Linked DNA regions of Homo sapiens: region 1 is linked to region 2. The links are chromatin loops, found by intact Hi-C in ENCODE. Cell type or tissue: left ventricle myocardium inferior. All regions are shown on one strand. Links, peaks and the distances in the headings refer to the core of each region. The heading gives the core; the rest is flanking DNA. Region 1 overlaps DTD1 (D-aminoacyl-tRNA deacylase 1). Region 2 overlaps DTD1 (D-aminoacyl-tRNA deacylase 1).

The links. A loop is a pair of places that touch in the nucleus more often than their neighbours do. Peaks named below come from ENCODE experiments on the same cell type or tissue, not always from the same donor. Only the 100,000 strongest peaks of a DNase experiment are listed, where the experiment ranks them.
Region 1: it touches region 2 in a loop (3-fold over the local background); 2 of 110 quality-filtered maps call a loop at or near these places.

The regions. Positions count from the first base shown.
Region 1 is chr20:18,762,315-18,767,691 of GRCh38, reverse strand. It overlaps DTD1 (D-aminoacyl-tRNA deacylase 1), which reads right to left. Exons shown (of 6, transcript NM_080820.6): 6 at 1,048-4,332. Among named protein-coding and RNA genes, the nearest start is that of LCDR, 29 kb to the left of the region's middle. In left ventricle myocardium inferior, for the core only: no CTCF peak of the experiment used is centred there; no DNase peak of the experiment used is centred there.
Region 2 is chr20:18,699,905-18,705,281 of GRCh38, reverse strand. All of the region lies in intron 4 of DTD1 (D-aminoacyl-tRNA deacylase 1), which reads right to left. Among named protein-coding and RNA genes, the nearest start is that of DTD1-AS1, 3.9 kb to the right of the region's middle. In left ventricle myocardium inferior, for the core only: no CTCF peak of the experiment used is centred there; a DNase peak (open chromatin) is centred at 2,351.

The DNA of each region.
Region 1 (5,377 bases), core at 217-5,216, 62 kb before region 2:
AACAGAAGCATAGAAGGCTGAATAATTGAATAAACTGTCCTGAGGCCATGCAGCAGGTCAATAGCAAGGCCAGGATTCGACCCCAAGTCTGTGCAACCCCATGGCCTGTCGAGACCACAACACCACTGTCCACATCGTGGGCCTTCATCACACCACACTGGCAGAGCTGCATCCTGTTCTCTAGGGTCGCTTGACAGTCATATCACATAAGAAACTGCTGAAGAACTAGAACAAATCAGCCTGGAGAAGACAAGAAGTGGGGCATGATAGGACCTAAACGCATTATCATGACTTACAAGACCTCTGCGGTCCAGGCCCTGCTCACTTACGAAGTCTTGTTTACGTCCCTCTTCCTCTACGTGCTCCCTCTCTCCCCAAGTCCAGTCCTACCGACCTGCCAGCAGACGTCGAAACTCCCCTCCTCTCACACCTGTGGCAGCTCCGCCGGTTGTTTCACACTCCTCTATACCCTCCTGTCACCTGGCCAACTCTTCCTACTGAACTCTGCTCCCTTGGGAGGCCACCTTTTCAGACCCCGGCCTGGGTCCAAGCCCGTCTCTCTGCTGCAGGGGACTGTCAGCTGCGGCATCTTCAACAGACCACCCCTAATGTGTTTCCTGCTCAGTGATGGAGCCTCTAACTCATCCACCCTCAGGGAACATTCAAAAACAAGTTATTTTTAAGGCCCCTACAAATATTAAGCATATTATCAAAACTAACATAGTAATTTAGATTTAACAAACCTAAAATACCATCACTAATAGATACTTTCCTAATGGAAATTTAAGGTTTTGTTTCCTAGAACCTCTAAAAATTTAATACGTTGGTGTCTGTACCCTAGGAGAGAATGAAAACATCATCTGCAGAAGACAGACTCACCTCAAAACAGGGAAACAGGGCTTTCCCTCTTCTTTTTTTCTTTCTTTTTTTTTTTTTTTTTTTTTTTTTTTTTTTGACAGTCTTGCTCTGTCGCCCATGCTGCAGCGCAGTGGCGTGATCTCGGCTCACTGCAAGCTCCACCTCCCGGGTCCACCCCATTCTCCTGCCTCAGCCTCCCGAGTAGCTGGGACTAAGGCACCCGCCACCACGCCCGGCTAATTTTTTGTATTTTTAGTAGAGACGGGGTTTCACTGTGTTAGCCAGGATGGTCTTGATCTACTGACCTCGTGATCCACCCGCCTCGGCCTCCCAAAGTGCTGGGATTACAGGCGTGAGCCACCGCGCCCGGCCTCCCTCTTCTTTTCTGATGCAGCCAGTGGGTGGCTTTACTTTTGATATTATTCCATGTCTTCTGAGATGAGGGTGTTTAACTCTATTTTTAAAGGACCTGAATCAATAACGAACAACAAATTAAGAATTCTTAAAGTGCCTGGCTGAAAAACGGCAGAAAATCTGACAAACCAGAGATAGAAAAGATTGCCTCTCTGGCTTTGGAGTTACTCAAATGTTACCATATCAAAGGAAATAGGGTGTTTGCGGAACTATTTGTTCCTTATGATCAAATCAATGAAATGCCAAATTGTCCATATATATGCCAGCTGGCACCCATCTGAGCCAGGACACTGCTTGGTAGAGAAAATGCCCTCCCTGGGACCACTAACCATGAGGTGCTGCTATGGACATCCAGCCCCCAAAGATGCCTTTATTTGGTCTATGTTTTGTGTAGCCACAAGAGCTTGGTCTCCTGTAAAGTAAACCACCAAAGGCAAGATTAAATGGGTCCTGCTATGCAGTGTTATCGGCACAGCACTCTGTTTAAAGTCCTGGGTCTGTGATCTGCCAAGGCTTCTCAGAAAAGCCATACATGGTACGATTCTCCTCTCCCATCCTCATTCAAATGATGTTTTAATGGACAATAAGCAGTATGCTTTATAAATAAGCAGAAAGAAGGAGGCAGAGATGTTGGGAGAGATGTAAAGACTGAGAGATTTATTCTCCACAAGAATGCCACCCAAAATCTAATTTTAGCCATTAGTTTCAAAGCAACTAGGAAAGGACCTTCAGGAGTGTAGGTGGGGGTGGAAATTAACCACCTTTTTGAGGCAGCTGCAGATATTATGGGGTTTCTTCTTGAGCTTTCATTTTTCTCTATAATCTGGCCCTGTGGTTAGATCTGACCCTCTTAGGCCAGACTTCGGTGTATTCACTGCTATTTCTCTGATCCCAGGAGTTGAAAGTGATTTTCAGGATGATGGAAAAGTTCTCTTCAATCCAAAATGTTTACAAAAGTAGTAAATGCTTTCTTTTACCATGTTCCTGCATACTGTGAGGAAGATGTTTTAATTAATCAAAGATCCCCCCTCACACATATAGGCTCAGAATTTCTGCTCAAACACCAAAAGCTCCCAACATCACCTTCCACTTTTGAATCATGTTGTTAGAATGCCAGAATCTACGTTGATGCAACTTACACCCATTGCTCCTATTTTTGTTCCTGACCCAGCTTCTCTTCCACATCTTTCAAACATTTAGAGTTCCCCTCCCAGATGAAACAGCCCCAGCTCCTTCAGCTCTTCCTTTACGGTTTCAGACCCTTCAGCAACTTGACCACATGGTGCTCACTCTCTGGTATGTCTCTGTCCCTTTAGAATGGGAGCCAGGAACTGGGCTGTGACCAACAAAGGCCTTTAGCATTTTACCACCATCCAAATGTCATGATCCTTAGGTCGTATCTCTATGCAATCCTCGTTACCCCTTACTACAAGGACAGGCTGCAACTGTTCAATAAGCATTAATTGGTGGCAATAAAATGCTGTGGTGGAGAAACATGACAGTTATCCAGCAAGCCAAACCCTACAACTGAGTTTATCGACATGTAGGTTCAAGTAGCTTTAAAGTGAATTTGAATTCACTCTGTAAAACCCTGCTTAGATAACTCAAACAGCAGAGCTTCTGGGACCTCACTGCCCACACAGCTTAGGGAGCTGGCCAGGGTCTGCATCTGGGATGTAATGACTTCAAATCTAGAGGTTTAAACCATTGTGAATTACACTGGACCATCTGAATTGGTTTAGAACAAAGCAGTCTGGCAGACCCTTTTCCAACTCTATATTCCAAGAGATGTGTTTTGAGCTTTTTTGTTTTCCACATTTTCTGATTTATTATCATTTGAAGTAGATGACTGGGTCAGACTAGATGGATTCAGAAGTTATTATAGAGGTCACAGAAGACAGAGTTTCAGCATTATAAAAATCACAATTAAGGATGTCTCTTCTATATACAAAAATATTTTCCAGAGAGCATATATGCGAGCGTTATTAGATATATAAATAAAGCTATTAAATCATATGTCAAAAAATGACTACTCTGAGTGTGCCACCAGTAGACTGAAATTTAACTGAGAAATTACTTTGGCAGAATGTGATTCTTTCTTCCCAGAGTGCTGGGTGTGGTGACTTGGATACATGGACAACCATGTAGCTACTGGATAAAGGGTATCTGCACCACCCGCCATGCTGAGGCCTTCCTCCACCTCCCAAAGCTGGATACACCAGATGTGGCTCCACACTTGGTCTCAGAACAGTGTGGCCATTCTGAAACTGGACTATCTTCTGACCCACACTCCCTTTTCCTGACATCTCACTTCCAAGTACCATGTCATCAATTGTAAACTGGCTAGACAGGCTCCCACCTGGACTCAGGAGCCTGTGTGGGCCAGTTAGAGAAGGCCCTCTTGCGAGAGACTTATGTGAAAAGAAGTGTAGATACGCATAGAGAGAGGTCAGACGCATTGCATTTCTATGGACATCATCGTTATGCAGAAACAGAGCAGAATTTGTTTGATAATAAAGTGGTTTGTTGAGATTTAGGATTTTATTATTATTTATTTTTAGAAAAAAGAGAAAATTTACAAGATGCAAAGGTCTCACACAATACATTATCATTGATGATTGCTCTCTTGACACTTCAACACGGGCCCTGGCAATAAAAAGAACATGGACAGTGTGAGTGTATTGGAGAACCCCCGCCATGGACACGCAGAATACACCACAGTGGACTTGATGACAAATGATGCTGGGCCAGCCTGTTCCAAAAGCAAGCCAAGATGTGGTAGAAACCAACAAAGCCTTTCTGTGGGGGAGGCACGAGCGCACACCTTCTACCACATGCGCACCCGCCCCCTGGCCCACCGGCAGTGCCCACTGCATCACTCCACCACAGCAACAACAGAAAACGATAAAACGGTCCTTTGGTGTTTTTTGCAGAGCTATTCAGGTTCCCAAATTCTTATTTCTGTCTTCCTCTTCATGTTTCAGTTCCAAATTCTTAAAGTAGTGTAGGTGCTTAGCATCTTGAATTTTTCAGGATCCAGTTCTGCCCAATGATAACACACTAAAAAGACCAAAGAAGACACGTTATTAAGAAGGATTCCAATGTTTGCCTTCAGATTCTATTAGCATAGGCATATAAGAGTAACTAAGCAGCTGAAGATATGTTTTCAAGCTCATACAGTGACACCAGCATCAGTGCATCACTTCACTGAAAAACCTGCCATGTTGCCATGTACAAACCCAAATACCTTCTCCTCAAAGAGTCTCCAGTTCATTAAAACTCCATTCTTAGAGCAAAAGACACCAAGGCAAATATCTGAACACACTTCTAAATGGCTTTTGCATCAAAGAGAAGTCACCAGGCAAAATAGAAAATACTTTGAAGTAAATGAAAACACAACATATCATAATTTGTTATATTCACCTAAGGCAGGGCTTAGAGGGAAATTCACAGCATTAAATGCTTATATTACAAAAGAAAAAGGTTATCAAATCAATAATCTGGGTTTCTACCTTAAGAAATTGAAGAATAAAAGCAAAGTAAATCCAAAACAAGCAGAGAAGGAAGAGAATAATAAGGAGCAGAAACTGATGACATTTCAAACAGAAAAAGGCAAGAGAGAAAAAATAAAAATAAAAAGATCAATAAAATAGATAAGTCTCTGGTCAGACTTACCCAGAAAAGAGAGAAGACACAAATTATCAATATCAGGAATCAAAGAGGCAACATCAGTACAGACATTACAGACATTAAAAAGATAAAAGGAATATATCACAAGCAACTTTCGACTCACAAATTAGACAACATAGATGAAATGAACAAATTCCTAGAAAAGAGATATAAAAGCATGATTTCCAAATCATTTTAACAATGAGGGAGGTAGAGGGATGGGAGCTTAAGGAAATGCAGGGACAGGGAGGGAATAAACTAAATGCTTAGTCTTGCGACATTTTAAATACTACTCAAAGGATGCCTGGCTGTTTGGTACAGAAGTCCAAGTGTCTCAGGGTTTCCTTTTGTAATTCCGAGGCTATAACAAAAACCAGCTAGTATTGCCGAGATCTATGATGCATGCATTTGTCATCCAAAAGTTAAACTAAAGCTA
Region 2 (5,377 bases), core at 172-5,171:
ATTACCAATTGTTAATTTGTTTCAAACTCTCCTTATCCCCTGATATCCTGAAAAGCAAAATTTTATGTTTTTAAACATAACAGCACTCCTAGTCTTCAAGTTCCTTAAAACAGCACCAATACTGTCTAGACCAGCTCTGTCTAGCCGAATTATCTGTGATGGAAATGTCCTATCTTTGCACTATCCAGTACAGAAGTCACAAATGGCTGTCAAGCATAAGAAATGTGGCTAGTGCAAATCTATTAAATTTGTAATTTTATTTCAGTTTAGCACTTGTGGTTAGTGGCCATGCTACTGGACAGCAAAGGTCAGATAATCTACCTTAACAACTGCTCTGAGATGGAAGCTTATTTAGTGTGACCCAAGTCTCCCCTTGGCAGAGTGTGCAGGCAAAATAGGAACCTGTATGCTTCCGGACATGCTTCCTGATCTCCTTCCCCTGCCCCACCCTCTCCTTGATCATCTTCCTCTGCAGTGGTGTTTCTCAACCTCAGCACTACTGACATTCGGAGCTGGATAATTCTTTGGGGTGAGGTCTGTCCTGTGCATTTTAGGATGTTGAGTAGCAACCCTGGCCTCTACCCACTAGAAGCTGGTAGGTAGCATGTCCTCCTCCCCTACTTGTGACAACCAAAAATGTCTCCAGAGTTGTCAAATGCCCCCAAAGGTGCAAAATGGGTGCGAACCATGGCTCTAGAGATAACTTTTAAAAACAACAGTGACAACAACAAAATTTCTGTTCTTAGAATTTCTGTCTCTGCTTATTTTACAGGATGAGGTTACCCTCCCATATTTGCCCTTGGTTAGGCATCTTTTCCCCACCCCTTGCACACACCCTTTTGAACCTGAGTCCATTGGAGTTCCTGTGCCATTTTTCTAAGGTTTCTGCCCATGTAAGCACATACACTGAATGCCCAGCTACCCTCCTGCTCAGGAGGCTCACTGGAGACCAAATGACCTGCCTGTAAAGCTACGAACTACTGGCTGGGCGTGGTGGCTCACACCTGTAATCCCAGCACTTTGGGAGGCCGAGGTGGGAGGATCACGAGCTCAGGAGATCGAGACCATCCTGGCTAACATGGTGAAACCCCGTCTCTACTAAAACTACAAAAAATTAGCCAGGCGTGGTGGCAGGCACCTGTAGTCCCAGCTACTCAGGAGGCTGAAGCAGGAGAATGGCGTGAACCCCAGAGGCGGAGCTTGCAGTGAGCCAAGATTGCGCCACTGCACTCTAGCCTAGGTGACAGAGCGAGACTCCGTCTCAAAAAAAAAAAAAAAAAGCTACCAACTACTTATGATTACTTATGTTAATCTACCCTGGCCAGTGTTCTTAATATGAACAGACAGCCAAAGACATCGAGATATGTGGGGGCACATCTAGAGCTCAAAAGAAAAAACTGAGTAGAATAAACAGAACTGACTCTGGGAAAAAAGCTACTTCAGCAAACAGAAATGAGTATTTTAAAAGTTCAGTTAGTATGTATCTTCAGAGAACATCAAGAAAACATAATACCCCTAAAAACAAAATAAGAAAACAGAAACAAAAAAAAAAACTGAATACTATGAAAAAGCAGAAATTATGATAAAAAATGAGTTCATGGATATTAAAAATTGCTTGCCAAAATTAAAAACTTAGTAGAAAGGTTGGGAGATTAATAATTTCAAGTTTAATAATTGCCCCATGGGGTTAAAAAAACAAATGGAAAAAGAATGGAAAATACCGAGAAAGTTTAAGAAAAATGACAACCTGGGAGGATTATCAACTGGTCTCTAGGCTTTCCAGAAAGAGAGAAGAGAAAAATAAATGGTGAGAAAATATTGAAAATAGCAATAATAGAAGAAGAGAGCTTCCTCAAGCTAAAGAAAAGGCAAGGGAATTTAGATTTAAGAAACCTAGATTACCAGAAAGGATGAAAATGGGACACATCTTCATGAAGTTTGAGGACACCAAGATCAAGACAGGTCTCCACACGACCCAGAAGGAAAAAAGAAAAGCTCCCATCCAAGGGTGAGAATATGGTCAGTAAATAGTCCTCATAGAAACACCAGAAGCAGAACCATGGCCTTCAGAATTCTGAAGCAAAGAATTTTGAACCTAGAATTCTACATCCATATAAACTAACAGTCAAGTGTAAGGACTATAGGGACATTTTCAGATTTATTTTTTAAAAGGCAGAAGATTTACATTCTGAACATTCTTCTAGGGAAAAAAATTATTGAAAATAGACTTCAGCACAAATAAAAAAGAAACCCAAGAAAGATGAAGACGGGGGTGGGAGGATCCACAAAGCTGACCCACCCAGCAGGACAGTGAAAGGAAGCTATGGACTCCTGCTGGATGGCAGCAGCCCAGAGGGCAGGTCCAGGCAGCGGCCCAGTCAGAGGCCCCAGGAGAAATGGGTCTCATAAAACAGGACGCATGACTGACAGGGAGGGAAACCTTAGGAATATGGCAAAGGCACATCTGCTAAGAAAAACATTAGTTTGCCAATTCTTTTAAAATTTTTGTAGACAGTTCCTTTTTTTTTTTTTTTTTTGCCTCATTCCAGATGTGATTTCTACTCCAACAGAACTAGTGATACCTTTGTGACCAGATTCCTATCCTATATGGCAGGCATGTTCTCTTCAGTATCCCTGCCTCAGGTGCTGACACAGAGACATCAAAGACCAACCTGCTCCTGGTCACTGTGTTGGCAGCCACAACACCTGATATTACTGAGGAGTTAAATCTGATCTGCAGTAGATCAATGTCTCTGCGGTCTCTAGTATGTACTCCAGCCTGGCTTTTCTAGCCTGCATCTAATCTAGATCTTTATTCTATAGCCCTTGCTAAATTAGCCAACTTCCCCAGTTAATTCTGGACTCAACAACTGCCCAGTCTGGGAAATGAGAAAAGGGGAAATTTAAAACAAGGATAAAGCCAAATAGCACCCAACTGAAGGGTTCAATTGTCAAGAAAATTAAAATTAAGGAAGAAGAGTTTATTACAGAGATGGAGGGAAGGGGGCGGGAGTACCATACACAGTTGTGGATTACTCAGGGATGTTGGAATGGAAACCAAAATCTTTCTTGGTTTGAAAAGATTATCAGTCCTTCCCTCTGTCTTGGCCTGAGGGACCAATAAAAGGATCTTCCCTTTCATCTTTGACCATTTTGAAGGATGTACAAATAGACGCTTTGTCTAAAATGGAAGTGAATAAGAGACTCTCTAAATATTTATTATGCAACAGATTAAAATGATTGTAGACAAATTTCTCCTGTCAACAATGATTAGGTTACATAGCAAGATTTTACAATGGACCTCAGGCATCGCACTGTATATTAGCTCTAAGCAAAATGAAAAACTCTAAATTATACTTTAAATCAACCAAGAACGTATTCTGTTCCTATTCAGAATCATCAGCTTACTTCATGCATTTTATCTGACAGAAGGACAAATCGGCAATTCGAGAGACTTAAAGAATTATTAGGTGATTCTTTAAAAGGAGAAGCCAAAGCAAGCACACAGAACATTCATGTGTCAGTTAGTATTTACTGAAAGCCTACTGCATCCCAGGCACTGGGGCAAGTCCAGTGCTCATTTCTAAGTGATGACCTGTGTGTCAGGCCTATGTCCCACGTGGTCCCATCCTACTGCTCTCCCCGACACTGAAAGGCCAGACAGACTCCCTGGGTGCATTCAGCTCACATAGTGCAATAGAACCAAGGGCTCTGGGATGTCCCTTGTCCTCCACACCACCCGCATTCTGTTGCTCCTACCTGCCCACAAGATTGCACAGGAGGAAGAAAAGGCATAATGCAAAAATTCTATTGTTGAGAAGACCTAACAAGTTCAAAACATATGGCCAGGGTCTGGCAAAGGACGTAATGAATCATTAGGAACTACCCTACTTAAAGAAGACCATTTCTATTATTTCTAAAAGACATTTGCTATATGCCCCCCTTATTGGGGTGCTTGTTAGTACATCTCTTTCATCAGGAGTTCATTAAACCAAGTCCGTTAGGTAACATGTTTTCTCTCCAGCTGTAAAACTGCCCTCCAGCTACCTGTGTCTCTGTGGCCCAGAGTGCCCACCCACAGACAATGCTAGGTTCTTGTGCAAAGCACCAGGCAGGGGTACCAAATCTCTGGCCTGAATGTGTGGGAACAGAACCCTGCCAATGCCCCCATAAACAACAACTCTCTGGGGCTCACCATCCCTAATGAGAGAATCCAGCACCCTGTCATTTTGTAATAAATGAAAAATCAGTTAACATGTGCTTTAGTATGTACTGACCATTGTGAAAAATATTCCAAAAACACTATGGGAAAACAGCAGTAGCTTTTTCACCTCACAGAGTCAGGCGCTACTCTGATGCCACCTCTCATCTGTAGTCCTTTGTACATAAAGTAATTTTACAGCCAGTCTCCACGCAACCCTGTCCTGTGAAAAGCCTTCCTTCCTCCCAAGGTCCCCCTTCCTCTGAGCCTTTGCTACACCCTCAAGTTCCAGGAACCTTAGTCCAAGTCTTCACTTCCCCAGACACCCTCCAATCGAATCTCAGTCCACTGAAGCCCTGACTGCCACCTCCACCATGCCACTGACGCCACGTCAAAAGGGTCACTGTGGGTGTGGAAGGTGTGGAATAAACAAGTACATATTGAGTACCATGTACACCACTCGGGTGACGGGTACACTAAGATCTCAGAATTCACCACTATGTAATTCATCCACATAACAAAAAAAATCCCACTTGTATCCCAAAAGCTATTGAAATTTTAAAAATCAAAAATTAAAAAAAAAAAAAGGTCACCACTATTTGCACAGGAAATTTTTCAGGAGGATATACAATGAGGAGAATTTTATTTTTTAATAATCTTCCGTCTTTGAATTTTCTAACCAAGTGGATGTTCTTTTGATTTTTAAAAACATCAACAGAGGCTACTGAAGACAGTCAAATGATGAGCCACTAAAAAGAACCTGTGTTTTAAGAAGTCCATTTAAGAAATGTTCTCTTGAGAAACAAACAAATAGTAACTTTCCAGCAGAGAAACCTGACTGATACCATCTTGACCAAGTGAGTGATCAAGGTCAGCATCAGTAGTCATGAGACACATCAATACCATGTGCCCTGACATGGCACACCAAGGACATCAAATTCCCAAACTAAGGGACATTCTAAAAAATAACTGGCCTGTGTCTTCAGAAGTATCAAGATCGTAAGACTGGAGGAGGCTGAGACACACCTAAATGAACATGGGATTCTAGATTGGATTCTGGACCCAGTGGGACAATGGCAATATTCAAATAAGGCCTGCAGATTCATTATTAGTTAATGCTATGTTACCAACAGTAACTTGCTGGTTTTGATCACTACTACAGATATGTGAGATCAT